Linked DNA regions of Homo sapiens: region 2 is linked to region 1. The links are chromatin loops, found by intact Hi-C in ENCODE. Cell type or tissue: IMR-90. All regions are shown on one strand. Links, peaks and the distances in the headings refer to the core of each region. The heading gives the core; the rest is flanking DNA. Region 1 holds the start of LINC01069 (long intergenic non-protein coding RNA 1069). Region 2 has its middle 16 kb from the start of EDNRB.

The links. Peaks named below come from ENCODE experiments on the same cell type or tissue, not always from the same donor. Only the 100,000 strongest peaks of a DNase experiment are listed, where the experiment ranks them.
Region 2: it touches region 1 in a loop (2.5-fold over the local background); 3 of 110 quality-filtered maps call a loop at or near these places.

What each region holds. Positions count from the first base shown.
Region 1 is chr13:77,987,401-78,003,153 of GRCh38, reverse strand. It overlaps LINC01069 (long intergenic non-protein coding RNA 1069), which reads left to right and starts at 8,381. Exons shown (of 3, transcript NR_108076.1): 1 at 8,381-8,539; 2 at 13,546-13,782. In IMR-90, for the core only: no CTCF peak of the experiment used is centred there; no DNase peak of the experiment used is centred there.
Region 2 is chr13:77,927,241-77,942,993 of GRCh38, reverse strand. It overlaps a transcript of EDNRB not described here. Among named protein-coding and RNA genes, the nearest start is that of EDNRB, 16 kb to the right of the region's middle. In IMR-90, for the core only: no CTCF peak of the experiment used is centred there; no DNase peak of the experiment used is centred there.

The DNA of each region.
Region 1 (15,753 bases), core at 4,529-12,528:
TGTTATTTGTGAGGCCTCCGTTTTGTTCCATTGGTCTATATATCTGTTTTGGTGCCAGTACCATGCTGTTTTGGTTACTGTAGCCTTGTAGTATAGTTTGAAGTCAGGTAGCAGGATGACTCCAGCTTCATTCTTTTTGCTTAGGATTGTATTTGCTATATGGGCTCTTTTTTGATTCCACATAAAATTGAAAGTTTTTTCTAATTCTATGAAGAAAGTCAATGATAGCTTGATGGGAATAGCATTGAATCTATGAATTACTTTGGGCAATATGGCCATTTTGATGATATTGATTCTTCCTATCCATGAGTATGAAATGTTTTTCCATTTGTTTGTGTCCTCTCTTATTTCCTTGAGCAGTGGTTTGTAGTTCTCCTTAAATAGGTCCTTCACATCCCTTGTAAGTTGTATTCCTAGGTATTTTATTCTTTTTGTAGCAATTGTGAATGGGAGTTCATTCATAATTTGGATCTCTGCTTGTCTATTATTGGTGTCTAGGAATGCTTGTGATTTTTGCACATTATTTTGTATCCTGAGATTTTGCTGAAGTTGCTTATCAGCTTAAGGAGTTTTGGGGCTGAGATAATGGTGTTTTCTAAATATACAATTATGTCATTTGCAAACAGAGACAATTTGACTTCCTCTCTTCCTGTTTGAATACCCTTTATTTCTTTCTCTTGCCTGATTGCCCTGGCCAGAACTTCTAATACAATGTTGAATAGGAGTGGTGAGAAAGGGCATCCTTGTCTTCTGCTGGTTTTCAAAGGGAATGCTTCCAGCTTTTGCCCATTCAGTGATATTGGCTATGGGTTTGTCATAAATAGCTCTTATTATTTTGAGATATGTTCCATCAATACCTAGTTTATTGAGAGTTTTTAGCATGAAGGGGTGTTGAATTTTTCTGCATCTACTGAGATAATCATGTAGTTTTTGTCATTGGTTCTGTTTATGTGATGGATTACATTTATTGATTTGTGTATGTAGAATGAGCCCTGCATTCCAGGGATGAAACTGAATTGACCATGGTGGATAAACTTTTTGATGTGCTGCTTCAAAAAGTTCAGTTTGCCAGTATTTTATTGAGGATTTTCACATCGATGTTCTTAAGGGATATTGGACTGAAATTTTCTTTTTTGTTGTGTCTCTGCCAGGTTTTGGAATCAGGTTGATTATGGCCTCATAAAATGAGTTAGGGAGGAGTCCCTCTTTTTCTATTGTTTGGAATAGTTTCAGAAGGAATGGTAGCAGCTCCTCGTTGTTCAGGTATGAATTGTCTGGTCCTGGGCATTTTTTTGGTTGGTAGGCTGTTGATTACTGCCTCAATTTCAGACCTTGTTATTGGTCTATTCGGGTATTCGACTTCTTCCTGGTTTAGTCTTGGAAGGGTGTATGTGTCCAGGAATGTATCCATTTCTTCTAGATTTTCCAGTTGATTTGCATAGAGGTGTTTATATTATTCTTTGATGGCAATTTGTATTTCTCTGGGATCAGTGGTAATCTCCCCTTTATCATTTATCATTTTTTGTGTCTTTTTGATTCTTCTCTCTCTTCTTATTACTCTAGCTAGCAGTTTATCTATTTTGTTAATCTTTTCAAAAAACCAGCTCCTGGATTCACTGAACTTTTGAAGCATTTTTCATGTCTCTATCTCCTTCAGTTCTGCTCTGATCTTAGTTATTTCTTGTCTTCTGCTAGCTTTTGAATTTGTTTGCTCTTGCTTCTCTATTTCAATTGTGATGTTAGGGTGTCAATTTCAGATCTTTCCCACTTTGTGATGTGAACACCTAGTGCTATAAATTTCCCACTTAACATTGCTTTAACTGTGTCCCAGAGATTCTGGTACATTTTCTCCTTGTTCTCATTCGTTTTCAAATAACTTATTTCTGTCTGTCTTATATCATTATTTACCCAGCAGTCATTCAGGAGCAGGTTGTTCAGTTTCCATGTATTTGTGCAGTTTTGAGTGAGTTTCTTAATCCTAAGTTCTAATTTGATTTCACTGTGGTCTGAGAGACTGTTATGATTTCCGTTCTTTTGCATTTGCTCGGAAGTGTTTTACATCGAATTATGTGGTCAATTTTAGAATAAGTGCTATGTGGTGCTGAGAATAATAAATATTGTGTTGTTTTGGGGTGGAGAGTTCTGTAGATGTCTATCGGGTCTGCTTGGTCCAGAGCTGAGTTCAAGTCCTGAATGTCCTTGTTAATTTTCTGTCTGCTTGGTCTAATATTGACAGTGGGGTATTAAAGTCTCCCACTATTATTGTGTGGGGGTCGAAGTCTCTTTATAGGTCTCTAAGAACTTGTTTTATGAATCTGGGTGCTCCTGTATTGATTGCATATATATTTAGGATACTTAGCTCTTCTCGTTTCATTGATGCCTTTACCATTACATAATCTCCTACATTGTCTTTTTTGATCTTTGTTGCTTTAAAGTCTGTTTTATCAAAGAGTAGGATTGCAACCCCTGCTTTTTTTTTTTTTTTTTTTTTTTTTTTTGCTTTTCATTTGCTTGGTAAATATTCCTCCATCCCTTTATTTTGAGCCTTTTTGTGTCTTTGCACGTGATATGGGTCTCCTGAATACAGCACACTGATGGGTCTTGACTTTATCCAATTTGCCATTCTGCATCTTTTAATTGAGGCATTTAGCCTGTTTACATTTAAGGTTGATATTGTTACGTGTGAATTTGATCCTGTCATCATGATGCTAGCTGGTTATTTTGCACATTGGTTGTTGCAGTGAGAAACTGCTACTTTAACATCACGAACAAGAAAATATGATGTCTTCTTTCACCACAATGCAAAATAAAACTAAAAACTAATTAAATGTATAATTTTATATATTTTCATGATTAAAACTGAAAAGAAGTTAATAAGTATTTAATGCAAGAAGTCACAAAAGAAAAAAGGGATAGTAAGGCAAAGTAGGGGAAGATAATTATCAACAAGTTTGGAAACAGGAAGAAAAGAAGATTTATGTGAATAAAATAGTGCTTTTTGTCTTTGTAGTTATCTATCACTCCAGTATACAAAAATGGCTTGGCAGAGTTTAATCAAATTAAAAAGTATGTATTACATGGCACTTACAAAATTAAATGTATATGTGTCATATTAAGCATGTCATGAGTTAGGCATTCATTCCCCAGAACACTTGTAATAGAGGAAGGTACAAGAGGCCCACAAATTTGCAAAATGGGGAAGATATGCCATGAAAATTAATTTGCATTGGGAAGAGACAGCAGATAGTGGATCACATGCAAGTCATGAAATAGAAATCACATTAACTCATGACATTTTACTTGACAATGAGTTGCTTCTCAAATAGGTGATGTAAGTTGTATGCTTTAGGTGACAAATAGTTAGAATTTATGCTTGTTAATGGTTTTCCTAAGCAGTTAAGTAATTCTCATACAACATAACCCCAATTTTAAGGAAAAACAATCAAATCTGCACATGCACAGAGCAATATATATATATGTTTATATAAATATATTGTTCTATATATGTAACAAGAATTCTGTAGTGCTTTATTATGTATATGTTTATATATAATTATATGGGACATCAGCACTCCTTGTTCTTGGATTTAGTAATATATAAAATATATATATAAAATAATTTTTATATATGTATATTATATATATGTAAGCACATATATAAAAAATTATAAATATAAATTAAATATATTAAAAATATAAAATAATTGTAAACATATATAAAATAATTATGTACAAACATATACATAATAAAGTATTTGTATCTAATATATAAAAACCTTTAACACGTCAATGAGAAGAAACAACATAATCAAAAATCGTCAAAATTAAAAAGATCATGAATAACAAGATTTGGTGAGGTTATAAAACATGAGGAAGTCTCACACACTGTTGGTGGGAACAGTCTGGTTGTTTCTTATGGAGTTATAGCTACACTTAAAACACTGAGGAATCAACCTGCCTAGGTACACAAGATAAATGTAAAGATACAGCCACACAAAAACTTGTACCTGAATGTTCATAACATATTTATTAGCCAAAAACTAGAGGCAAGTTGACCTTTCTTCAAATAATTAATAGATAAACAACAAGGATGAATTTCCAAAATATTATGCCAAGTGAAAAAGCCCAGACACGAATTCATTTATCTGAAATTGAAGCCAATAAGTGCTCTGCTGACTGAATGCATGTCAGGGTTTTCCAGAGGCTGGGAAGGGCTAAAAGGAATTGACTGCAGAGGGATACAAGGACACTTTTTTGTGGCGATAGAAATGCTCTAATCTGGATGATGGTGGTAGTTACATGACAGCACATTTGTCAAAACCCCTCAAATTTACACTTAAAATAGATAACATTTCTTCTATATACATTATTCCACAATTAAACTGATTATTTTAAAGTCTGCTTAGATGGATAATCTCCATAACAATGGATATTTCCTAAATGCCAAATAGCTAAATGAATTATGAGTTATCTTTTAGTCACTGAAATTTTATCCGCCCAAACTGAGAATTCTTTTTGAAGACTTTTAATTGGAAAGGTTAAACAGACAAAATAATTCTCATACAACATAATCCCAATTTTAAGGAGACACAATCAAATCTGTACATGCACAGAGCAATATCTAGAAGAAAATATGAAAGCAGCATTAACAGTTATTTCTCAATGTGATAGTATTAGTGATGATTTTATTTTCTTCATTTGCTTTCCTATGTCTTTCTAACTTTACATAATATAGTTGTATTACTATTTTAAACAGAAATAAATGAACAAATTTTTAAAAAAATTTTTAAGAAACTCTAGCTTACAGAATGAAAATAAAATGTCTTAGAATGGCATCCAATGCCCTCTCACCTCTAGCTCTGGCCTCAGTCTCCCCCCTACCCCCACAGAAATTATACCCTTTCCCTGCCATCTGAATTCTGTCTAGGCTTCCAAGTCTTTGTATGTGCTATTTGCTCTTTGGGAAAATGCTTGTTCTCACACCTCATCCATCTCAAACCTTCTTGTTGTCCTTTAAGAATCAACTCAAGTACTCCCTCTGTTCTCATTTGGAACAGTTTTCTACCTCCAAATATTAGTATATGCTATCATGCTATGCCTATGATACAGGATCACAGATTTCCTTTTCGGTATTGGGTAGGATTGACTAGGGGGTAATAAATAACTCCTAAATTTCATGTGACTTGCCACAACAAAGCTTTTCTTCTTTCACGTTTCCATGTCCCACATGAATTTGCAAGAGGCTTTGTTGCACGTGGTCTCTCAGAACCTCAGGCTGTTGGAAGTTCCATCATCTTGTAGCTGCTCCCAGTGGCAAAGAGCAACCAAAGAACTACATGTAAGTGTTTCACTGCTTCATCCCAGAGAAGGCACAATATCAATATTGCCCACATTTCATGACCATATCATATCATATTAGCCTCCCTACTGGTAAGGAAGCTGGGAAATTTGAGGGAATATGAGCTTTACTGTCTCTACCACACTTCCACCACTTGATGAGTTCTCAAAAGATGAGGACTGTGCTATGCTCACTCAGCTTTGTATCTCCTGCACTGAATATAAGGCTTGGCTTTTAGCAGATGCTTGAGAACACGTTGGTGAATGAATGTATAAATGAAAGTATATTGTGTAACTTAAAAATAAACAAAAAGATATGTTCCTGAATGAGAGAAGCTGAAATTTAGTAAGAAATAGTAAACATTGGGAAAAAAGTGCATAACTAAGCATTGATCTATACTCCAACTTCAACAGATGGAGATCTACAGACTTAATGGTATGCCTCAAAGTGATTGAGTAGAATTTAGACCAAATAAAAAAGGAAAAATTTGAGGAAGGAGAATGTAAATTGGTAAAGGGTAAAAGGTAACCATGACCATAAGAAGTCTGTGGGAATTTCAGGCAACTGACTGTGGTATACTGAACCCAAAAGATGCCCATATCCTAATTCCACAACCTGTGAATTTTACCTTATATAGCAAAATAGACTTTATAGATGTGCTTAAGGATCATGAGATGGGTAAAGTAGCCTGGGTTATCCAGATGATCCTAATAATGTAATCACAAGAATCCTTTAAAAGGGAACAGGAGATCAGAGTGAGTAGTAGATGTGATGACAAAAGCTTAAGATTGGAGTATGGTGAGGAAGGGGCCACTAGCTGAGGAATGCAGGCAGCCCCTAGAAGCTAGAAAAGGCAAGGAAATGGGTTTCCCCTGAGCCTCCAGAAGAAACAGACACCTTGATGTTAGCCCAGTGAGACTGATTTTGAACTTCTGACTTTCAAAACTGTAAGAAAATACATTTGCATTGTTTTAAGCCATTAAGTTTGTGGTAATTTGTTATAGCAGCCACAGAAAATGCACTCACTCATCAATCTCCCTAGAAAATACAAAGTTTGTCCAAAAAAATAGAAATAAAATCCTACAGGTAAGATTAAGAAAGACTGGTAAAGACAAAAAACATTGAACCAATTAGAACACAAAGAAAAAACTAACATTATGGCATGCAAGTTGGCAGTAGGCACAGTCTTTGGTACTTCTATCAACGTTTTCTCCATCTAGTCCTTACATCAGGCTGCATGGAGGTTCATGTCTCCATTTCACAAATGAGAATGTAGTGGTTCTGAGAGTCTAAATAAGTAACCTAATGTTCACATGACTAATACGTGGAGGATTCAAGATTTGAACTATGTCTCATTCACGTCAAGATGAGGTAGAAAACAAGAATACTATTCCTAACAGTGTGATATAAATATTTACTATGTAAAATGATTTCCAACGCACCATTTTGACTGATCATTACAATAATCCTGCAAGAAAGGCAGGGCAGGTATTGTTCGTTATATTTTGTGGATAAATAAACCGATGCATTGTTCAAAGTCACAGAGCTATATAGTGGCAGAGCTCAGTGCTACTGAGGTGAAGTGAGGAGGTGAAGGGAAGGGAATCAGTTTGCACTTGCCATAGGGATCACATGGGAGCTGGAAGATTCTTGTATTTTTGTTTGTTTTTATTTATTATACTTTAAGTTCTGGGACACATGTGCCATGGTGGTTTGCTGCACCTATCAACCCATCATCTAGGTTTTAAGCCGCTCATGCATTAGGTATTTGTCCTAATACTCTCCCTCCCCTTGCTCCCCACTCCCTACAGGCCCCAGTGTGTGATGTTCCCGTCCCTGCGTCCAAGGGTTCTTATTGTTCAACTACCACTTATGAGTGAGAACATGTGGTGTTTGGTTTTCTGCTCCTGTGTTAGTTTGCTGAGAGTGATGGTTTCCAGCTTCATCCACGTCCCTGCAAAAGACATGAAGTCATTCTTTTTTATGGCTGCATAGTATTCCATGGTGTATATGTGCCACATTTTGTTTATCCAGTCTATCATTGATGAGCATTTGGGTTGGTTCCATGTCTTTGCTATAGTGAATAGTGCTGCAATAAAGATGTGTGTGTGCATGTGTCTTTATAGTAGAATGACTTATAATCCTTGTTTTTAAGATAACTAGTTAATGTATCTTCTAAGTGTAAGGTGATGGCAATTCTTTAAAAGAAGAATTGATAGGACTTGGTGACAAATCATAGTACAAATTGATTATGGAAAAGAGAACAAAAATATTTCTTCACAGGTACATAAACTTGGTGTCTATTTTAAATACATGTAAAGTATTGATCCTCGTCTCACATGTAATAAGAGATGCCTCACAAATATCTGTTGAACTGAAATGTCCATTAAGAAATTGCAGTACCAAAACTTGGGAGAAAGAGACAGATAGCTTTGACCTATATTTTTAAGGATAATAAAAATAAAAATGAAAGTTAATGTCATAAGAATCGATGAGCTTTCTGAGAGAGAGAGAGTAGCTACAGAGAAGACAGTCTGCCTAACATGACAGCACAATTCTCCTGGGTTTAAAACTCCTGTGTGCCTGGGTGTGTTGGCTCACGCTTGTAATCCCAGCACTTTGGGGGGCCAAGGTGGGCAGATCACCTGAGTTCAGGAGTTCAAGACCAGCCTGGCCAACATGGTGAAACCCCGTCTCTACCCGAAATACAAAATTAGCCAGGCATGGTGGCAGATGCCTGTAATCCCAGCTACTTGGGAGGCTAAGGCAGGAGAATCGCTTGAACCCAGGAGGCAGAGGTCGCAGTGAGCCGAGACTGCACCACTGCACTCCAGCCTGGGTGACAGAGTGAGACTCCGTCTCAAAAAAAAACAAAAAAAACAAAAAAACAAAACAAAAAAAAACCAGAAAAAAACAAAAATACATAAAACTCCTGTGTGTTCAAGAGACCCCTATTAAAATGCAGAGCATCAAGTGAGCTAACAGAGTTTTAAATAGTACCAGCCAACACTTCAGAGAGACTGCTTTTTACTGAAATAGGCCACCTAACAATGTCAAGGCAGAGAAAGAAGCTTCTGGGCAGTTAGTGTGTGAATTATGAAAGGAAGATGAATGGGAGGTACGAAGGTGGGAAAAACAGACTGAAGTAGCTTGTCACTTCTACCTAGGACCAGTCTTGCTTTTAAGTATAATGAATACCAGGTAATCTTATCAACATTTCTATGATAACTACTAGCCCAGTTTATTTTAGTCAACACTCAGCTCTGCTTAGAATGTCAACTATATTTTTAAGAAGCAATGAATTCTTTCACAATTCAAAATGTATAGATAGGTTAAAATGCTACTATTTTGGAATGTAGACATTGGCCTGGCCTTGAGAATAAGAGCATTTTCCATTTTTCGGATGTTTAGCCCATGTCCCCTACTGTATGTTGGCATGTGTCCAACCCTGCAGCATGTGAGTGAGTGGTGACCACACTCATTTACAGGAGCCCAGGCTCTGACTGGATGATGGTCTGAGGTTGCATGACTGGTAGTCACAGACTTGGGACAGATCTGTCTGATTCCAAAGTCTCCGTCATATTGTCTTCAACAGTGTGGCTATTTTTATTTTTGAAATAAGTCGAAATCCAAGACAGAAAGAAATAAGAGACGGCAATACATTTCTAAACCTTCCAGCAGCTGCTATCCAGCCTAGCATATCATAGGTACCTGTTTTGTTTTGTTGAATTGAATAGGTAAACTTCTGGCTGATTTTGAGCCTGTCCTGACTCTTTTGTGGTAACAAGCTCCCCAAAATAGTTAAATGAAGCTTTAGCACAAATCCTCATCTGGAAAAAATGTACAAAGTTAATGATTCAAGAGTAATCATTATTGAAGTAATTTATAAGAAAATATTGCCTGATAGGTTGTCTAGCAAGAGAGAGGCTCAACACCTCCTTGGTGGACTACATGCCAGGCGCGGTGGCTCACTCCTGTAATCCCAGCACCTTGGGAAGCCGAGGCAGGTGGATGCCCTGAGGTCGGGAGTTTGAGACCAGCCTGACCAACACGGAGAAACTCTGTCTCTGCTAAAAATACAAAATTAGCTAGGCATAGTGGCGCATGCCTGTAATCCCACTTACTCGGGAGGCTGAGGCAGGAGAATTGCTTGAACTCGGGAGGTGGAGGTTGCGATGAGCCGAGATTGTACCATTGCACTCCAGCCTGGGCAACAAGAGTGAAATTCCATCTCAAAAAAAAAGTATATGGTTATTCTTATTTAGTATTTGTACAGTCCAAAAATATATATGTATTTGGTAAGAACAAAGTATTTGCTCAATGCTCTACACAGTTCCAGCCTAAACTAGGAAAACAAAATATATTAGGACCAAGACACAATACCCAAGGGGGTGGTCAAATGTCAGAGGTGTAGGCCTAATTATTTATTTATTTTTCTGGCTCTGCTGTGGGAACCTTGGTCTTGACTCCTCCGAGTCCCAGAATCACAATCTTCAGGAAGAGATTCCAGCCACACCTCTTGTCCTAATCCCTAATCTTAGCTCAGGAAACCAATAAGCTTCAAATGTATATACCAGGATGTTTTCCTAACCCTCGGTAAGGACTCAACCATGAGAGTGTTGCTCACAAGGAGGGCCACATCCCTCCTATGTTCTTTTTCTGGTTTAATACATCTGCCAACATGCAATATATTCCCAGGATGAGCTTATTCTTGAGAACTAAATATGTTCTTCATTTTAATATAAAGTTAGAATTCTGTATTCATGAATCAAAAAAAGAGACGTGAAGTGATCAGCCATGCTCAGATGACCAAGGGAGTTGGGAAGGGTATTATAAACAAAACAAAAGGGAAGAAAACTATTTTAAGGAATCACAACAGTAGAAAAAGTGCCTTGCTTTTTTCTCAGAAGGTAACATTTCTCAAGCAGGAAAAAAAAAATTAATCCCTATGCCTCCCAAAAAGAACATTTAAAATCTTCCTAGCAATGAAAGAAGTCACTATGTCTCCCATTAGTTTATAAACCATAAAATAGACTTTATGTCTGAAGCCTTAAAAAGAGAATAAAAGCTATACTTCAATATTAATCATGCATTTGTTAAAAGGGGCAACACTTTTAAAATAATGAACCACTGGCATTTAAGTGTTGCTACAATGTTCTAAAAATGTACTCTGAATATTTTAGAGGAAGAGATGATTGGTACGGCTACACCTTCTAATGTAAAACATATGTGCTTTAAAAATAAACTTGGATTTTAAATGTTCAAAAATTTATTTCTATCTTGTCTAGATTTAGCTTTATGAGTAATTTCATGTTTGCAATATTAATTCTTCTTTTTGAAACCAGTTTGTCAACTGCTTTCAAGTTTTTAAAAATGCAACTAAAATTTTAAGCTTAAAACCTCAAATCTGTAAAATTTAGTGATTTTTTTTTTACAGCTCAAAAGATGTGGCCTAGTATGATATTCACCCTTTAAATTCCTAACTTTAGAAAAACATTCTGTAATGTAGTCCTATGTACCACCACACAAACAATCATATACACATGCATATATATCTCCAACTTCTATTTTATTATATGTGTATATGTGTATACATATATAAACACATATATAAATGTATTTTTTCTGACAAATCTCTTTAATAATGCCTTAGAAATAAAATCAAATAATAGATTTATTGAGCAGTGATACAAATAGTTCCAATCAAAATAAATTACCCCAAATAATTTTTTCCCATTTGCATTACTGATATGTAAATTTGATATCTACCTTTACATGAATAAGAAATCTAATTTTGGCCAGGTAATTATCAACCTGGTATTAAATCAAAATTACATGCATGGAAGAGGGAGAGATATTACAAATCATGTACAAAACCAATTATAGCATAATAAACCTTTCTATATATTGGCAACTAGCTTATATTTTGACTAAGATTTCACTTAACAGATCTTTTGAAATATCACTTTTCATTATGTTTTATTGTTCTCTCTCTGTGCATGTATGTGTGTGTATATATATATACACTATTATATATAGTATATAATAGTATATATATGTGTGTACGTGTATACATACATACATACACACACACACACACATATATACTCTTTTAACTAAGATCTCAGTGAATGAAGAAGTCAACAGCTAATTGTTAGTTAATTGTTTAGGGAAAGAGATGTAGAGAAGTAAACATAAACTTCTATTTTTTCAGTTATTAGGAGTCATGTCTGAAACAGACACAGAAATAAATATTTGATTTAAACATATTGATGTTATAGTCCCAAAATAAATAAAAAGGTTCAAGAGGCTCAGTTCATCATTTAAAGTGTATGATAATTTTTAGTAGAGACCCAAATGCTGTTGTGTATTTGATAAAGAAAGAGAAACATATGTTAATATAATAACAGCTTTTCATTTTTTCCTATGGTGACAGAAAAATCTAAAGTGACTTTTCCCTGTCACTTTGGGTAACAAACTAATCCTGGAATGTTGGAGGGAGAATTTAGCACAACATGTTAAGGAAATGCAGATGGAACTGATGTTTTATTAGATGTGCTAAAAATATCTTTATGCTAGGAACTCCTTTCTTATCAAACACCACGGGGGCCCAGTTTCGCATCCTATGAACACCAGTGTGCTTTGTGAGAAACAGCCTGTTCTCTTTATATTTAAAACTTGTATTGTGCTTTATCTGGAAACCCGAACAAAAAGTGCTGCTAAATTAAGAGATACATGGCATCTTCTCTCGTTGACATGGAGACCATGGCTGTGATAAATATGGGCTAATATGCTTTGAAGAAAAACAAATAATCACAAGGGAAAACTTTATACTCTCCTGGAGGAAAAAGGAAATAATTTCAAAACTTAAATATTTTGTAGGATAAACAATCACAAATCTTACCAAGGTGATCTAGTAAGAATACTCTTTTTTTTCCCCTTGCACAAAGAAGATTATAATCCTTATTTAACTTGAAAGGAAACCTTAGTTTTATCTTATAAAATAAGATAGAAATCTCTAGGGCGGGACACTGGCTGCCTCATCAGTTATTATAATTTTATAAGAAATGACCTTTAAACTGTAGAGCATGAAATTAAGCAAAAACATTCTGTGTATAAGAAGAGCATTCCTAGACCTTGCCCTCAACGCAGATCTGTTATCATTCTAGATTTATCAGTGATGAAATTGGACACACTCGATTTTCCTCCCACTGGTAATATTTGCAGTCAGCATGAATAGACTTTCTCAGTACAGTTTTCAACTCCTGGCACAACAGTATCCTTTTTCCAAACTATAGCATAAATCACAGAAAAGTATCTCCTCATTTGTTTGGGATGAGTTTTAATTCAGAAACAATTTATAGTAATATTCTAAGAGACTGACTGAATTTGCTTTCCCAACTGAAAAAGGAATCAACTATTTGTTATTATTTAATGAAGCTTTGAAGCATGAGGAAGTCAATTATTCTTCAGTGCAGGTCTGTATTTCTTTTGAAATATTAGAAATTGAAGAATAGTAACAATAACTTAATCTTACCAAACACCATTATTCTATGCTCTTTTCTATGTACTTCCCATTATTAACTCCTCAAAGTGTCATAATAACAAGATAAAGTAGGTACCATGAGTATCACCATTTAACAGATAAGGAAAATGAAGCAACCTGACCAATATTACATTAAGAACTCTGTGGAAAAGTCAGATTTTTAAACCAAACGGTTAGGCTCAAACATCTATTCTCACAACCACTGTGCTAGTAACCTATGGCCTTTTAAAAGGCAATTGCTCATTTTCCTACCTTGTTGATGAGATCATATTTTTGCTGTAAAGCATTGGTTGTTCATTTTATATTTCAAAATGTTTCAGTGCAGTGCAGAGCCTGTGTTCCTCTTCTTTTATTTTATGACTCTGTTTTTTTTTTATTGGATGTGATTTTTAAAATCATAAATGTTTTTTACACTCCAAAAAATTATGGAGTGAACTAGTGGGATCACACATAAATATTTGCATGATTTTCAGTTTTTATATGGCAGTTATCTTACTTTTATAATAGGATTTTGCAGGTTGTAAGCTCAGAATTTCATGCTGAAAAATAAGAAAAATCCAAGCTCTTGTCATTTCTAGTCACCATAATTTGCTTCTTTCTCTTTGTAACAGTCACTCCTGTAATGATATGAGTTTTGGATAATTTTTTTATTTATTTCAAGTGATGTACAAAGGGGACTCCTGCATTTTCCCTGTTCCCTGAAGAGATTAAGAACTTCTGAGTGGAGACAAACGGGAAAAAATATTGTTTGTGGAACCTTGCCTAGGCTTGATGAGAAGGAGGAAAGAGCTCTTACAGCTAAAACTAATCAGTAACTGTGGTTTCTCCAAACATGGAAGAATTTTCCATCAACAGTCACAATGGGGAGTGTCTAGTTGGACCATCATGGAAGATGGATGTGAGTAAAACCGGATTACTTATTTATTATTTAAATGTAGAGTCTTGACTTTAGTAGCATTTTGGGTGCTATAGGTATACATAATTCAGTGATCTAAATTAAAGTATAATCCAATAAAAGTTATACCTATTATTGTCGTTCCCTTCTACTGAAAATTCAAAAGAGAAAAAGAAAAGGAGAGGGGAATATGTTTGTGCTCTAATGTTATGAATGTAAGAAACTGTTACAAATATTTCCAATACATAGACCATTATTTAGTTTTTCTGATGTTTTTACTGCTTAAATTCAGCAGATAATAGCCTTTGCAAGTATATAGATAGACAATGACATTTCAGGCATAATAGGCAGACTAGTAGTGGCTTTTGTTTTGTTTTGTTTTTCTCTGAAAATAATCTTCTATAGTTACTTCATGTTGCTACCGTGAAACAAATGATCCTCCATTTACCCCACTGGATAAATTTGAAAAGATCCCATTCCACTATCCTCTTTCATCCCTACCTGTCCCAAACTGTAGATGGCAGTTTTGTTATCATGTCACCTGAATTAACCTATTAGAGAGAATAGAGACCCTTAAATGTACATGTTTTATCAGAGTTGTGTGCACCCATTGTTGTGATGTTCTGCTCATGTTCTTCTGAGTTTCCTTAGGGATCTGGGGAGTTTGGATGGTGTAGCTGCAATGACAGAAGAGGACACTGTCCATTGTGGCTTTGAACAGACATGATCCATTCCCGGTGGTAGAGCCTTATCATTCAGTCTGGGGAGTGGACTGGAATCCAGCTGGCATTCATCGTCCCCCTGTCCTGCCTTGGCAGGGGTTGCAGTACACTAGTGATGACACAGCAGCCACATTGAGGGGAGTAGTTCTAATTCTACTCTCAGGGACACCCATCTGTGGTGTATCATTGGTGTCTGGTGGCTTTTGGAAATTCCAATATATAGCACAGTCATTTCTGTTTCTAAGAGGAGAGGACTTTTCAACTTAGCAAGAGTATAATGAAAAAGTGGGAGTTAGCAACTATTAAAGTTTTGGTAGCTTCTATTGGGCACCTAGAAACAAAGCCTAAATATGAGAAAAGATCAATAAGCCCTGTGGTAGAATCACATGAAAACCTTACTTTGGGATATTTTTGTGCATTTTAATGATTTCTGACTTTTAAATTTACTTTTCCAAAGCTGCCATTCTTTCTCAGGCTCCAAACTAACACTGAGAAGCAAGATTTAGGGGCACTGACCATGCATCTGATAAGTCATTACTTCAGGAAATATGTACTAAGCCCTTTTATGTGACAGGCACTGGAGTAAGGAAAATGGGCAAACAGCACTTGCTTCAAGGAGAGAAGAGCAACATGTCAGAAAGCCAAACTGAATTAAGGAGAGAAAATTAAATTTCTCATTTAACAGCTGCAACAATAACATACAAATAAATTTACTGATCAATAAGGGATGTACTTTCACGTAAGTTTTCAAACTCAGCAAGCATTAGAACACTAACCAATACTGAAATAAAGCCAAAGGCTAACTGCAGAACCACCAACTTTATTTTCTAATCAGATAATATTTCAGGGTTGTAGCCTTCTCGAAAACCTTTAAACATTAGCCTAATCCTTAAATACATGCTTTGCCTGGGAGTTAATACTAGGCATGAATAAAGTTTTTTTTTATAGAAAAAAAGACAGGTAACAGACATATATATTTACGGTATATAATCTATATACACATATATTCTGAATATGTATATGATGTGTATGTGCATACATACACTTTCCTTAGAATTTCTTAGTAATTATGAATATGGTAAGTGTTAGGCTGATTCCAAATGAGTGTAACTACACTAAAATTTCTGGCGCTCTGGGAGATACTGTCTTTTAATCAAGCATTCTTTATGAATATGTAGATAGTTTCTGATGTTCAATAAAATAAAATTACCTTTAAGAGCTTTTAAAATATAAAAACATGTTTTACAATACT
Region 2 (15,753 bases), core at 4,890-12,889, 61 kb after region 1:
AAGAGAAATTTTATTCTAGTAAAAACAATTTATGATGTATTAGGCAGATCTTTGCAAATACATAATATTCCCTGAACTAATATTATCCATTACTATAAGTAGAGGGAAGTACTTTAAGAATAATTGAATCTGTTAAGAAAAAGCCTATATAATTTAGAAAACAAATAATAATCGCTTAAGAACAATGTTCTTGAAAATGCTTCTTTTCTCTATTTCATTTTTTTCATTGATTTGAATCAGCAGCTTATGAGTCATATAGATATTTTTAATTAATAGAAAAATTATAAATTATGTAGTTTTATCTAGATGTTAGATATGGGTAAATACAGTTATTTCTAAGGTTGAATAAATTATTGTTTGCATATTGCCAATTGGCCTTTATTTGGTGTAAATATTGCTATAAATGATTCAAATCGTCTCCCTTATTAATTGGGTGCAATGTGATGCAATCTAAGAAAAGACGAAATATTATGAAAAGTCTGTTTGGCATATCTGAGAAGTATGTATAATCTAGTGGCTAATGTGTGGGCTCTGGATTTAGGTTTCTTGGCTTCATCTCTGCACAGCTTCATTTCTGTGCAGGCTTAGGCAACATATTTAACCTCTTTCCCTCTAAAATGTTTCATCTGGAACTAACCATCTTTCAGCGTTGTTGTGAAGATTAAATGAGGTAATACAGAACACCAGAAACAAGGCTTGTTTGTAAACACTTTATAAATGTAAGATATTATTTTTCAAGTTTTTTCCTCTTCATAATATAATACCAAACAGTAAGGAAGCACTTTATGAAATAATGTTTAAATTTTTTTTTCCCAGACAAGGCTTTTATTTCAGGGATTGTGCTCAAGTGCAAGGGAGACAGCAGAGGGAAGGCACAAAGATTCAATAGCTGGTTCCCTGAAAAAGGTGGTAGGGATTTTATTTTTGTTTAGACAAAGCACAAGAATTGACATCAGAGGTAAGCACATGACAGGCAGAACATTTGCAGGTCAGCATAGCTGGTTGCAGTGGTTAATAATGTTTAAATTTTATCAGACTGCTTCATAATACTGACAAAGCCTTCTATTCTTCCATCTCTCTGCACTGATGTTTATGAATAGTAACAAAATACTAAACATCTCCTATAACTCCTTACTCAAAATGGTACTGTATATAACTCAGTATTCTCGACAAGGCTTTTGCTTTATTTAAGCATTAGTTCAACAAATGTTGAGTGAATATTTATTATGTGCCAAACAGATTCCAAAATATAAAACAACTGTCCCTGTCCTACTGTCCAACTTAGAAAACTTCCATCACCACCACTCCTCATCCTTTTGAAAAAGTGTTAAACCATCGTTCTGTTCCACCTTTCCAATGGCCTGTGCCCCCTCATTTAACCTGTTAAGAGAAACTGCCTCATCTGTAAAATAGATATGAAGCTGCTGTGAGGAAAATGAGCTAGCTAATAGAGAAGAACCTTGTGAACTTATGAAAGTGTTAGTTATTTGATAAATCACTAGAAGAATCTGGTCATTATGTAAGTTAAAGAGTAGATGATAGTGCAATACAAGTAACTGTGGCTCCTTGTGAACTCTGGTCATTTACATTTATTTCCTCAGAACAGAGAATAGACAAACCAACCATACCATCCCTTCCCTTCTAGTAAGACTTTTAGAAATAATTATGAGTGCCTATTGGTAGTTAAAAAAAATTATCCAATGACTTTCTTAATTCTTATCACACTGAACCTCTGGACTACTTCTTGAATCTCTTCCCTCCCTTGGCTTCTCTGATTCTTCTCTTTTTTATTTGATTCTTCCTTCTCAGTCTTTTAACGGGATAGTTTCTTTACTCACTCCCTGTACAAATTAATTGTGGATAATTCCCAAATATGCATCTGTGTCTAAGAACTATATTATGAGCTTCAGGCTCACATTTCCAGGTTTCAACCAGATATCACACCTAGGTATCTCCCAGGCATCATAAATTAAACTAGACCAAAACTGAAATCATTGTAGCTTTCCAAAAATTTCTAGGATTCCTGTCTTAATCAATAGTATAAAACATGGATCCATGCCAGAATGGCATCTAGGATCCTGTTCCCATCCCTTTCAACTCGCACACAGAGACCACATCTTGTGAATTCTGAATCATAAATTATACGCTTAACCTCCTTCCATCTCCCCTTCAAATATTCCAAGCCAAAGTCTCTTTATCTTGCTCATAGACTGTGGCAATTTTAACCCAACTGCTCTTTGTGCATCATGACCTACACACACACACACACACACACACACACACACACACACACCCAATTCATCTTTTCCTTGGCTTTGAATGAGATTTTCTGACAAACTAATCTGTTCATAACACGCAGTGTGAGTATACATGCTTCTCATGCCTAAGAGGTAAACCACAGTCATCTTAAGTTGGTGTATTAGAGCTTCCTGTTTCTCCACGTCTACTTTGCCAGACTTATTGCACTAAAACTCCATCTTCTAGTTGCCATTCCAGGCATTCTGAGATTAAATTTCCCAGGAAGATGAGAGGGTTTTATGTATTTCAAAATTTTATGAAGGTATTCCATTTTTCTGAAATCCCCTATCTCCATTTTTACCTGGAGAACATCTACTCATATTTTATAGCTGAGCCCCATTATCACCTTCTCTATGAAAAAAAAAAATTAAACTCTTCTCTAGGTTAAATTTAACCATTTCCTCTTTTATGTCTTCCCTCTGTCCTTTTCATATCTTTACCACACACCTCCAATGAATCTCTTATAGTGAAGCTCATATGTCATTCCTCTTTGTTCATTCAACCCCCAGTGCCTAGAATAGCACCTGGAATACAGTGGTTAATTAATATTCTTCGCTTGCACAAATGTCTGAATAACTTAACAAATGAATAACTGTATTAATAGTGAATACAACCATGACATGAATTTTATAAGAACATGGGTCTGTACATAAGAATTTTTATTTTTATTTTATTTATTTATTTATTTATTTATTTATTTAGAGACAGAGTCTCACTCTGTTGCCAGGCTGGAGTGCAATGATGCCATCTCGACTCGCCGCAACCTCCACCTCCCGGGTTCCAGTGATTTTCCTGCATCAGCCTCCCAAGTAGCTGGGACTACAGGCACGTGCCACCACGCCCAGCTAATTTTTGTATTTTTAGTGGGGACAGAGTTTCACCATGTTGGCCAAGATGGTCTTGATCTCTTGACCTTGTGATCCACCCACCTCAGCTTCCCAAAGTGCTGGGATTACAGGCATGAGCCACTGCGCCCAGCCCATACATAAGAATTTTAAGTCCAGCATGCTACCATAATATAAAAAACATCTAGGAAAGAGAATCAGATATTTTCGTTGAGTGCTTACAATGTATGAATCCTTTAGCATCATTATCTCATTTAATTTGCAAGCAATTTTTAAGATAGGCATCATGGAACACCTACAACATGCAAAGCAGTTTTCATTCATGACTTCATTTAATCTTCCCAATGAATTTATGAAGAAAGTATTATTTTGGCAAATACACACATGACAACACTAAAACTCAAATTAGAGAATTTTCTAAAGATCAAACAAGTTTAAAGTGCCAAATTTAGGATTCCAACTATTTCTCTGTGTCAGGCCTTTGAGCCCAAGCTAAGCCATCATATCCCCTGTGACCTGCACGTACACATCCAGATGGCCAGTTCCTGCCTTAACTGATGACATTCCACCACAAAAGAAATGAAAATGGCCTGTTCCTGCCTTAACTGATGACATTATCTTGTGAAATTCCTTCTCCTGGCTCAAAAGCTCCCCTACTGAGCACCTTGTGACCCCCACTCCTGCCTGCCAGAGGACAACCCCCCTTTGACTGTAATTTTCCTTTACCTACCCAAATCTTATAAAATGGCCCCACCCCTATCTCCCTTTACTGACTCTCTTTCTGGACTCAGCCCACCTGCACCCAGGTGATTAAAAGCTTTATTGCTCACACAAACCCTGTTTGGTGGTCTCTTCACACTGACGTGCATGAAATTTGGTGCTGTGACTCAGATAGGGGGACCTCCCTTGGGAGATCAATCCCCTGTCCTCCTGCTCTTTGCTCTGTGAAAAAGATCCACCTATGACCTCGGGTCCTCAGAACCACCAGCCCAAGGAACATCTCACCAATTTTAAATCGGGTAAGTGGCCTCTTCTTACTGTCTTCTCCAACCTCTCTCACTATCCCTCAACCACTTTCTCCTTTCAATCTTGGTGCCACCCTTCAATCTCTCCCTTCTCTTAATTTCAATTCCTTTTATTTTCTGTTAGAGACAAAGGAGACACGTTTTATCTGTGGATCCAAAACTCCAGCGCTGGTCATGGACTTGGGAAGGCAGCCTTCCCTTGGTGTTTAATCATTGCAGGGATGCCTCTCTGATTATTCACCCATGTTTCAGAGGTGTCTGACCACGCGGGGACGCCTGCCTTGGTCATTCACCCTTAGCGGCAAGTACCACTTTTCTGGGGGGTAAGAACCCCCCAACCCCTTCTCCTTCACCCTTAGCAGCAAGTACCACTTTTCTAGGGGACAAGAACCCCCCAACCCCTTCTTTCTGTGTCTCTACCCCTTCTCTGCTTTTCTGGGGGCAAGAACCCCCCAATCCCTAATTTCCATACCCCGACCTCTTATCTCTGTGCCCCATCCCTTATTTCTCTGCTGTGACCTCTAATCTCTGCGCCCCAACCCCTTATTTCTGTGCCCTGACTCCTTTCCCGCTTTTCTGGAGGGTAAGAACCCCCGGACCCTTTCCCTCTGTGTCTCTACTCTCTCTTTTCTCTGGGCTTGCCTCCTTCACTATGGGCAACCTTCCACCCTCCATTCCTCCTGCTTCTCCCTTAGCCTGTGTTCTCAAGAAATTAAAACCTCTTCAACTCACACCTGACCTAAAACCTAAATGCCTTATTTTCTTCTGCAATGCCGCTTGACCCCAAACAAACTTGACAGTTGTTCCAAATAGCCAGAAAATGGCACTTTCAATTTTTCCATCCTACAAGATCTAAATAATTCTTGTCGTAAAATGTGCAAACAGTCGAAATGCCTGACATCCAGGCATTCTTTTACACAACAGTCCCTCCCTAGTCTCTGTTCCCGATGCAGCTCATCCCAAATCTTCCTTCTTTCCCTCCTGCCTGTCCCCTCAGTCCCAACCTCAAGCGTCACTGAGTCTTTCTAATCTTCCTTTTCTACAGACCCATCTGACCTCTCCCCTCATCGCCAGGCTAAGGTAGGTCCCAATTCTTCCTCAGCTTCTGCTCCTCCACCCTATAATCCTTTTATCACCTCCCCTCCTCACATTTGGTCCGGCTTACAGTTTAGTCCCACGACTAGCTCTTCCCCCACCTGCCCAACAATTTCCTCTTAGAGAGGTGGCTGGAGCTGAAGGCATAGTCAAAGTACAAGTACCTTTTTCTCTATCAGACCTCTCTCAGATCAGTCAGCATTTAGGCTCTTTCTCATCAGACCCCATTAAATATATACAGGAATTCCAATATCTAACTCTGTCCTACAGTTTAACCTGGAGTGACTTAAATGTCATCCTGACTTCTACCCTCTCCCCAGATGAAAGAGAAAGAGTTTTTTCTCTAGCCCAATCTCACGCTGATAACCGCTGGCTTCACGAGTCAGACCTCCAGGAAGGCATTAGAGCAGTTCCCTGAGAGGATCCCCAATGGAACTATCAGGCAAATTCCCCAGGTATAGCTAGACAAGATTACATGATTTCCTGCCTAGTTTGAGGGCTTAAAAAGGCAGCTTACAAACCTGTTAATTCTGACAAGCTTAAAGAAACTACCCAAGGTAAAGACGAAAACCCAGCCCAGTTCAGGGCCCACTTAGCAGCAACCCTTAGACGCTTTACCGCCCTAGACCCAGAAAGGCCAGAAGGCCGCCTTATTCTTAATATGCATTTTATCACCCAATCCACTCCTGACATTAGGAAAAAACTTCAAAAATTAGAATCTGGCCCTCAAACCCCACAACAGGAATTAATCAACCTCGCCTTCAAGGTGTACAATAATAGGAAGCAGCCAAACGGCAATGCATTTCTGAGTTACAATTACTTGCCTCTGCTGTGAGACAAAACCCAGCCACACCTCCAGCATACAAGAACTTCAAAATGCCTAAGCTGCACACGCCTAAGCCGCAGCAGTCAAGCATTCCTACAAGACTTCCTCCATCAGGATCTTGCTTCAAGTGCCAGAAATCTGGCCACTGGGCCAAGGAATGCCCACAGCCTGGGATTCCTCCTAAGCCATGTCCCATCTGTGCAGGACCCCACTGAAAATCAGACTGTTCAACTCACCTGGCAGCCACTTCCACAGCCCCTGGAACTCTGGCCCAAGGCTCTCTGACTCCTTCCCAGATCTTCTCGGCTTAGCAGCTGAAGACTGACACTGCCTGATTGCCTCGGAAGCCTACAAGACCATCACAGATGCTCTAAGTAATTCTCACAGTGGAAGATAAGTCCGCCCCCTTCTTAATTAATATGGAGGCTACCCACTCCACATTACCTTCTTTTCAAGGGCCTGTTTCCCTTGCCTCCATAACTGTTGTGGGTATTGATGGCCAGGCTTCTAAACCTCTTAAAACTCCCCAACTCTGGTGCCAACTTAGACAATACTCTTTTAAGCACTCCTTTTTAGTTATCCCCACCTGCCCAGTTCCCTTATTAGGCCGAGACACTTTAATTAAATTATCTGCTTCCCTGACTATTCCTGGGCTACAGCCACACCTCATTGCCGCCTTTTCCCCCAGTTCAAAGCCTCCTTCACATCCTCCCCTTGTATCTCCCCACCTTAACCCACAAGTATAAGACACCTCTACTCCCTCCTTAGCGACTGATCATGCACCCCTTATCATCCCATTAAAACCTAATCACTCTTATCCCGCTCAATGCCAATATCCCATCCCACAGCATGCTTTAAAAGGATGAAAGCCTGTTATCACTCACCTGTTATAGCATGGCCTTTTAAAGCCTATAAACTCTCCTTACAATTCCCCCATTTTACCTGTCCTAAAACCAGACAAGCCTTACAGGTTAGTTCAGGATCTGTGCCTTATCAATCAAATTGTTTTGCCTATCCACCCCATGGTGCCAAACCCATATACTCTCCTATTCTCAATACCTCCCTCCACAATCCATTATTCTGTTCTGGATCTCTAACATGCTTTCTTTACTATTCCTTTGCATCCTTCATCCCAGCCTTTCTTTGCTTTCACCTGGACTGACCCTGACACCCAACAGGCTCAGCAAATTACCTGGGCTGTACTGCCGCAAGGCTTCACAGACAGCCCCCATTACTTCAATCAAGCCCAAATTTCTTCCTCATCTGTTACCTGTTTTGGCGTAATTCTCATAAACACACACATGCTCTCCCTGCCTATTGTGTCTGACTGATCTCTCAAACCCCAACACCTTCTACAAAACAACTCCTTTCCTTCCTAGGCATGGTTAGATACTTTCGACTTTAGATACCTGGTTTTGCCATCCTAACAAAACCATTATATAAACTCACAAAAAGAAACCTAGCTGACCCCATAGATCCTAAATCCTTTCCCCACTCTTTTTCATTCCTTGAAGACAGCTTTAGAGACTGCCCCCACCCTAGCTCTCCCTGACTCATCTGAACCCTTTTCATTACCCACAGCCAAAGTGCAGGGCTGTGCAGTTGGAATTCTTACACAAGAACTGGGACTGCGCCCTGTAGCCTTTTTATCCAAACAACTTGACCTTACTGTTTTGCTTAGCCCTCAAGTTTGCGTGTGGCGGCCGCCGCCGCCCTAATACTTTTAAAGGCCCTTAAAATCACAAACTATGCTCAACTCACTCTCTACAGTTCTCATAACTTCCAAAATCTATTTTCTTCCTCACACCTGACACATATACTTTCTGCTCCCCGGCTCCTTCAGCTGTACTCACTCTTTGTTGAGTCCCACAATTACCATTGTTTCTGGCCCAGACTTCAATCCAGCTTCCCACATTATTCCTGATACCACACCTGACCCCCATGACTGTATCTCTCTGATCCACCTGACATTCACCCCATTTCCCCATATTTCCTTCTTTCCTGTTCCTCAACCTGATCACGCTTGATTTATTGATGGCAGTTCCACCAGGCATAATCACCACACACCAGCAAAGCCAGGCTATGCTATAGTACAAGCCACCAGCCTGCCTCTTAGAACCTCTCATTTCCTTTCCATCATGGAAATCTATCTCAAGGAAATAACTTCTCAGTGTTCCATCTGCTATTCTGCTACTCCTCAGGGACTATTCAGGCCCCCCCCCCCCTTTCCTACACATCAAGCTCAGGGATTTGCCCCTGCCCAGAACTGGCAAATTGACTTTACTAACATGCCCCAAGTCAGATAACTAAAATACCTCTTAGTCTGAGTAGACACTTTCACTAGATGGGTAGAGGCCTTTCCACAGGGTCTGAGAAGGTCACCGTGGTCATTTCTTCCCTTCTGTCAGACATAATTCCTCAGTTTGGCCTTCCCACCTCTATACAGTCTAATAGCAGACCGGCTTTTATTAGTCAAATCAGCCAAGCAGTTTTTCAGGCTCGTAGTATCCAGTGAAACGTTTATATCCCTTACGGTCCTCAGTCTTCAGGAAAAGTAGAACGGACTAAAGGTCTTTTAAAAACACACTTCACCAAGTTCAGCCACCAACTTAAAAAGGACTGCACAATACTTTTACCACTTTCCCTTCTCAGAATTCAGGCCTGTCCTCGGAATGCTACAAGGTACAGCCCATTTAAGCTCCTGTATGGACACTCCTTATTCTCTCTAGTCATACTCCTATTGACCGTTCTCAACTACGCATACATGCCCTGCTCTTGATTACACTGATGGTTTACGCTGCTTCTCCAAGCCATCACAGCTGATATCTCTTGGTGCTAACCCCAAACCGCCACTCTTAACTCTTAAAGTAAATAAATAATCTTTGCTGGCAAGGCTATGCTGAACCTCCTTAGGCACTCTCTAATCAGATGTCCTGGGTCCTCCCAATTCTTAGACCTTTAATACCTGTTTTTCTCCTTCTTTTATTCTGTTTAGTTTTTCAATTCATACAAAACCGTACCCAGGCCATCACCAATAATTCTAAATGACAAATGTTTCTTCTAACAGTCCCACAATATCACTCCTTACCACAAAATCTTCCTTCAGCTTAATCTCTCCCACTCTAGGTTCCCACGCTACCCCTAATCCCGCTCGAAGCAGCCCTGAGAAACATCGCCCATTATCTCTCCATACCATCTCCCAAAATTTTTGCCATCCTCACACTTTACCACTATTTCATTTTATTTTTCTTATTAATATAAGAAGACAGGAATGTCAGGCCTCTGAGCCCAAGCTAAGCTATCATATCCCCTGTGACCTGCACGTACACATCCAGATGGCCAGTTCCTGCCTTAACTGATGACATTCCACCACAAAAGAAATGAAAATGGCCTGTTCCTGCCTTAACTGATGACATTATCTTGTGAAATTCCTTCTCCTGGCTCATCCTGGCTCAAAAGCTCCCCTACTGAGCACCTTGTGACCCCTACTCCTGCCCGCCAGAGAACAACCCCCCTTTGACTGTAATTTTCCTTTACCTACCCAAATCTTATAAAACGGCCCCACCCCTGTCTCCCTTCGCTGACTCTCTTTTCGGACTCAGCCTGCCTGCACCCAGGTGATTAAAAGCTTTATTGCTCACACAAAGCCTGTTTGGTGGTCTCTTCACACGGACGCGCATGAAACTCTGCTCACCAGAATAAAAGTTCCACAAGTTAAATTTTGAAGTGTAACCTATATGTGATATTCACAGGTGTTTTGAAATGGGCATATGAGTTGCTAGTATCTTAGAATTGCTACAGAAACAAATATTTCCTAAAAAGGATATTTGCAGAGATTTCAAAATAGCCCATGTCATCAACATATCTTAAACATATATAACACAGCACGAGGGAAATTTGCATATTTTAATGCTTGGCAAAATAGCAAAGTTTGCTTTTTTAATGTTATGTGTTCTTTAGTTGGTCATAACAGATTTATTATAAATGGACATTCTCCAAAAGTCATTATGCTTCCTGATTTATTCATTTGTTTTAATCTTAGAGAGATTTGAATTGAACTAGAAATGCATGTAATTAAAACATTAAAGTTGAGCTCTGTTTAAAATGGGATTGAAAGAAAAACGGCTTTGGCAAACACCAATTATTGAACAGATTCACTTAGTATTTTTGGTCTTGATTATTTATAGTCCTTTTCAAAAAGTATGTCAAGGAAAAGCAGGCAAAGAAGCTATGACTGGACATACACATGCAATTTCAATGTCCAAAATATATGGTTACAAGTGTGAGACTGGAGTTAGATGGACTTGGTCTAAGGTCCCAGATCTGTCTGTCTTACGCTGTAGCCATAGGCACAGGCTTCTCTGAGCCTCAGTATTATTACCATGTTTAACACTGTAGAAATAATACCTATTTCACAGGGATTTTGTAAGACTTTAATAAAGTAGACATAAATAAATAAAGGGAGTGACACATCATTGAGATCTCAATAGATGGAAGCCACTTCTACCATTATTGTTTTAAATAATAAATCGTGTTAAATTAGCCATAAAGATGGGTATTTCCCATATCTTTTCAACATGTCCCTACATAGATATGTTCTGATAAATTTGATCCAGGGAGAGACACTGAAAAGATTGAAAAAGACATAAAGCTGTCTTTGATGTCCACTTTACTCCAGAGACTTTCAGCATCTTTGGTCCCCAGTCCTGGTTTCACCCCCTCATATGTGTGCCCTCTTTCATCTTCCTCTTCCGAGGCAGCCAGTGTCTAAAAGACAAGACTTCTCTCTTCTCCAGTTTTGGGTCTATTCCTAACCTAGTCTCAACTGGCTCTTTCTTCACTTTTTTTTTTTTTTTAATAATTCACCAACATAATTAAGTCTATGTTGTAAAACCAGATTCAAATATTACTTTATCTTTTCTTTGTATTGTAGAAAATAGAATTAAATCTTACAGAAACAGTTGTATAAAAACTAACTTGTGAGCTACTATCTCTTGCTAAAGAAAGCTGTAGCTAATTCGTGCAGTTCTTATTCATGATTTTTGCACAAATCATAACTATTTTCATTGCTATGCCTATTGAAAAATGCCCTACTGAAAATAATTTGATAAAAAGAGGAGGTTTTTTTTGTTTTTTTTTTTTTGTTTTTTTTTTTTTTTTGCTACTACAGTATTTCAATGCTAAGGAAAAATAGAGCTGTAGCTGAGACTCAAAAAAGGCTGGAAGAAGGAACTCAAATTCAGCAAGAGTGCTTCTCTCCCTCTCTTGGTTAGTTGATTACATTATTCTAATTGTGCACTGACACAATTAGACGCCCTGGCGTTTGTTAGAGGCCACTGATGTCTCCTATAAAAAAGTGTTTCTCTGATCTACTTTGAAAACAAACAAACAACAACAAAACCACCTCAGAGAAGGTCCTTGAGAGGAAAGCTTGGATCAGGTAATTCCCCCACCGATCAGCTACAGCCAGTAAGGCTGGATTATATCATACAAAAATAGTCTTTGGGAGACTATTTCCAAAGTTTTTCCAAGAATGTCATTTATAAGCAGGTTTATTCAAACTTTAAAAAAAAATACTTGACTTCTTATAGAAAACTTGTGAAATTTTTCAACAATGCAAGGAAAGGCAGATTTGGGAGTGTGACTTTAAATACAAACTCTAATAAAACTCAGCCTTTCCATTAATGTCTTTATTTTTATTTTAGTCTCAACTACACATGTAACTGTTTTAGATGTATTATTAAAAAAATAGAAATCTGGCCTTACACGATGGCTTTAGTAAAACAGGCTGAAATTATCTTAGTAAACAACATGATCATGACATTGGGCAGCAACTATTTAGATGCCGCTTTTCAAAAACAGCATCTGGAGACCGAATTCCTGTTTCTCTTTGGCTTGCAAAAATCATTATTTTGCTGTTAAATATAGGCCTATGGATAATACACATTTAGAGTTTGGGTCTTTACCTTATAAGGTAAAAGTAGGTGTGGAAGTGTCATAAAATAGATAGTGCTACAAATTCCACTGGCACCATTAACGAGACCCAGCTGTGCGTGTTAAACTCCTCAAAGACCAAACTTCAGGCACTGCATGCATTTAGCCAAAACTCATTATTTCTGAGAACATTTCAGAGTTGCCAGAAGTTCTATTTTGGCATATTGCAGATATATCAATAAATGCTGAGCTTTACAAATAGCTTGTTGTATGTACTTTTCAAAAGTTAATAAGTTACAAACTCAACATTTCTGACATGATTTCAGTTTCAGCTCTGCACTAATGTGCATGGTTTATGTCTACTGTTGTGGAAGTTCCTACCTGAAACCATCTCTCCATCACAACACTATTGTCTTCTTGAGAACAAACATCCAAATAATTAAGAAATCAGACATGCTAATTTTTGGTTCCATATCATAAATGTTTATTAATATTAAATATAAATTAAGAAGAGGTGTTCTGAAGTAATAATTAAAACTGATACTATCACAGACCACTTATCCATATAACCCTCTCTGAAAGTAGCTTCTTGGGAACATACTTCATGCATGTAAGTACATTTTAAGAACTTCTTGAAATAAACAAGTCATCTGAATCTATGTAGCTCTGTATGTGATGCAGAATCTTCTGTCTACTAAACTATTTTTTACTGCTTTCAGTTTTCTTGGTTTATTTTCAAGTGCTTATTGTTGAATTGTCATAAAGACCTGAACCATGTTTTTGCAGACCAGTAAACCAACAACTGAGGCAGTCAGTCCTGCCCATTTCCTGCTCCTCGTATAGTTGATCATCAAAAAAAAAGGCAATCCAACATAACCACCAATGCCAATAATTGCATAAACTTAGCTTTCAATCAATCCATAACTACGAGAATTCCATTCCAAGCCTGCACCTTTGCTAAGAAAGTTTATCACGAGGTCTGATGGTGTTCTCTTCTTATTATCTTCCAGAAACCAGAACATATATTAGTAAAAATGATCTCTGACATTTCCTAGACAATCACTGTATTCCACGCACTATACTGAATGATTTGCAAACATAATAGAATTTAAATCTCACAATGGAGACACTATTCTTACTCTTTCTTTTACCCAGAGGATATATCGAGGTAAAATGATTTGCATAAGGCTTCTCAGGTAGGTAAATGGCCAGGAGTCAGCGTTCCTGAAGTCCATGCTCTCCTCTTTCCCAGACTCCTTTCCTTGCAAAAGGGCATGATTCTTTCCTGTTTCTTGACCAGAGGTTTAAGTGGAAGGCTGTTAGCATGAAAGTGTTGGAATAGTCACCCGCCTTGTACAAATGGGTTTTCAGGGCATGAACCAGCATCTAAACTTCAGAAGAACTAAGATAGCTGATATTTCATTGCTCTAACATAGACAGATCTTAGTCCCCAAATCTTAATGGCAACTATTAGTTACAGAAGGGGAAATCTATGATAATGTTCTCTTAGGAAAATAAAGGCCACCTAAAGAGGACATACGTTACATTATGAGATCAAGCTGATGCCAACAAAATATTGGAAATATCAAAGAATATTCTCACATATGTATAGATGGATAGGTGCATCTACCATGACCAGACCTTATACATTTATCTTTCCTTCTTCTCCCTATGTCCTATAGATGACTGTTTGGGAAGATAAGGCCCTGTATATTTTGGTCCTCTTATTTGTATGCTATGAGGATTTCTAATAATCAAAACAATTCATGGTTTGGAGCCTAAAATATATTTGCTCATGTCACACAATTGAGACCTTTGAGTGATTATTTCTGTTGTCAGTCACTTCCAGAAATGTGTCATAACAAGCAGCAGAGTGACAAGTACAGGAAATGAATCACTAACCTTTTGACCTTCATCAACGTCTGAACCTAAAATTTATAGCTGATGAACGTTTAAATAGGACTGAGTTTCTCAACTGAAAATGCCTACTTTGGATGCCACTTCATCTTTTGTTAATGGCCTAGAACTTAAGTAAATTTAATCACTATAAAAAATGATTTAAAAGTGAGAGGTTGGAAGATGTTTTTTGTTATTTTTAAATTAAGCATTTGACATATTTTGGGAAATACTTTGGAAGTTCTTCTTAAATGATTTGGTGAAAACGTCACTAAGACAATGGCATTTTGTCTTTGCTTCTTATCCCTAGAGCAAATTCAGCTTTTCCCTAGAGTAAAGGTAAGAATAGCATTGTTCTCAGACTTGATCTTCTCTTGACTTCAGAGAAGCTGTGTTATGTCTGGAATTCTGAAGGAAAAAGGCCAGTTGTATTTTTCTGGCAAATTCATTGGCATTTATATATTTTAGATTAAAAAACTTAAATGTGTTGTTAGGGCTAATTTTAAGCCAAACACATTGTTGATCCCTCCAGTGGTAAACATTTTCAGGAAAGACATTCCTCTTGAAAACGAAACTCCTTAAAATATCATATTCTTTAGCTAATTTTACACCAAAAAAATAGTATCATGAAAAAATATGTACAAAATATTTGGTAACAATACTGAAACCACCCTGTGATAAATAAAGGGAATGAAATATTTCCTAAGTGTACCTCTTAGTGGAAAATCAAAATCACCAAATATCAGGTTACTTGCTTCTTGATATAAGACAGTGGTTAACAGTACAGCTTTAAAATATGATGATAGTATAATAAAATATGAAGTAAGCCCCCACTCATATATATAATAAAAGTGATGTCTTATTCCTCCAAATTTTTATAAAACATTAATTACTTGTCTAATTTGCTTGCATACAAATGATTAAATGTACCTGTATTAGTCTGTTCTCACACTGCTAATAAAGACATATGTGAGACTGGGTAATTTATAAAGTAAAGAGGTTTAATTGATTCACAGATCCACATGGCTGGGGAAGCCTCACAATCATGGCAGAAGGCAAAGGAGGAGCAAAGTCACTTCTTACTTGGCAGCAGGCAAGAGAGCTTGTGTAGGTGAACTCTCATTTATAAAACCATCAGATCTCATGAGACTTATTCATTATCATGAGAACAGCATGGGAAAAACTCACCCCCATGATTCAATTACCTCACACCAGGTCCCTCTCATGCACATGGGAATTATTATAATTCATGGTGAGATTTGGCTGGGGACACAGCCAGACCTTATCAATACCTGAGTAATAAGAACACTTTTCTTACAAATATTTGACTCTATCATAAGCTATGGATTATTCCTTGTGAATATCTAGATTAATGAATGGATAAAGATACTGGAAGAACAGAAATTGTGACAGTCTAAATATGTTACAGCTCTTGCTGTGGACGAATTTCATGCAAAGCATCCCAGTAATGATAATCATTCACTGACTTTTCCAACTAATTTGGAATTGGAAAAATATGAATACACCTATATCAGGTTCCTGATTGTCAAATTCACCTAAATATCAGGTCTACTTTCTTGCCAAATTGTCAAAAAGCGGAAATTTGTCTTAAATTTATCATGAGTACCCAACTTTGTTCTAGTTCCTAGACACAGACTTCCTCAACCTCACACCCCCAGATGGGTCAACTTGTACTCTTCTTATATAATTTCAGGCAAGCCCAGTCACTGTGTTAATCTAGAACAAGACAGGATAAAGTTCAATAGTCCAGCCCTCAACCTACCTCAGCTTTGGATTCTCTGAACTTACTCAAGCATCTAGATCTAGGACCTGA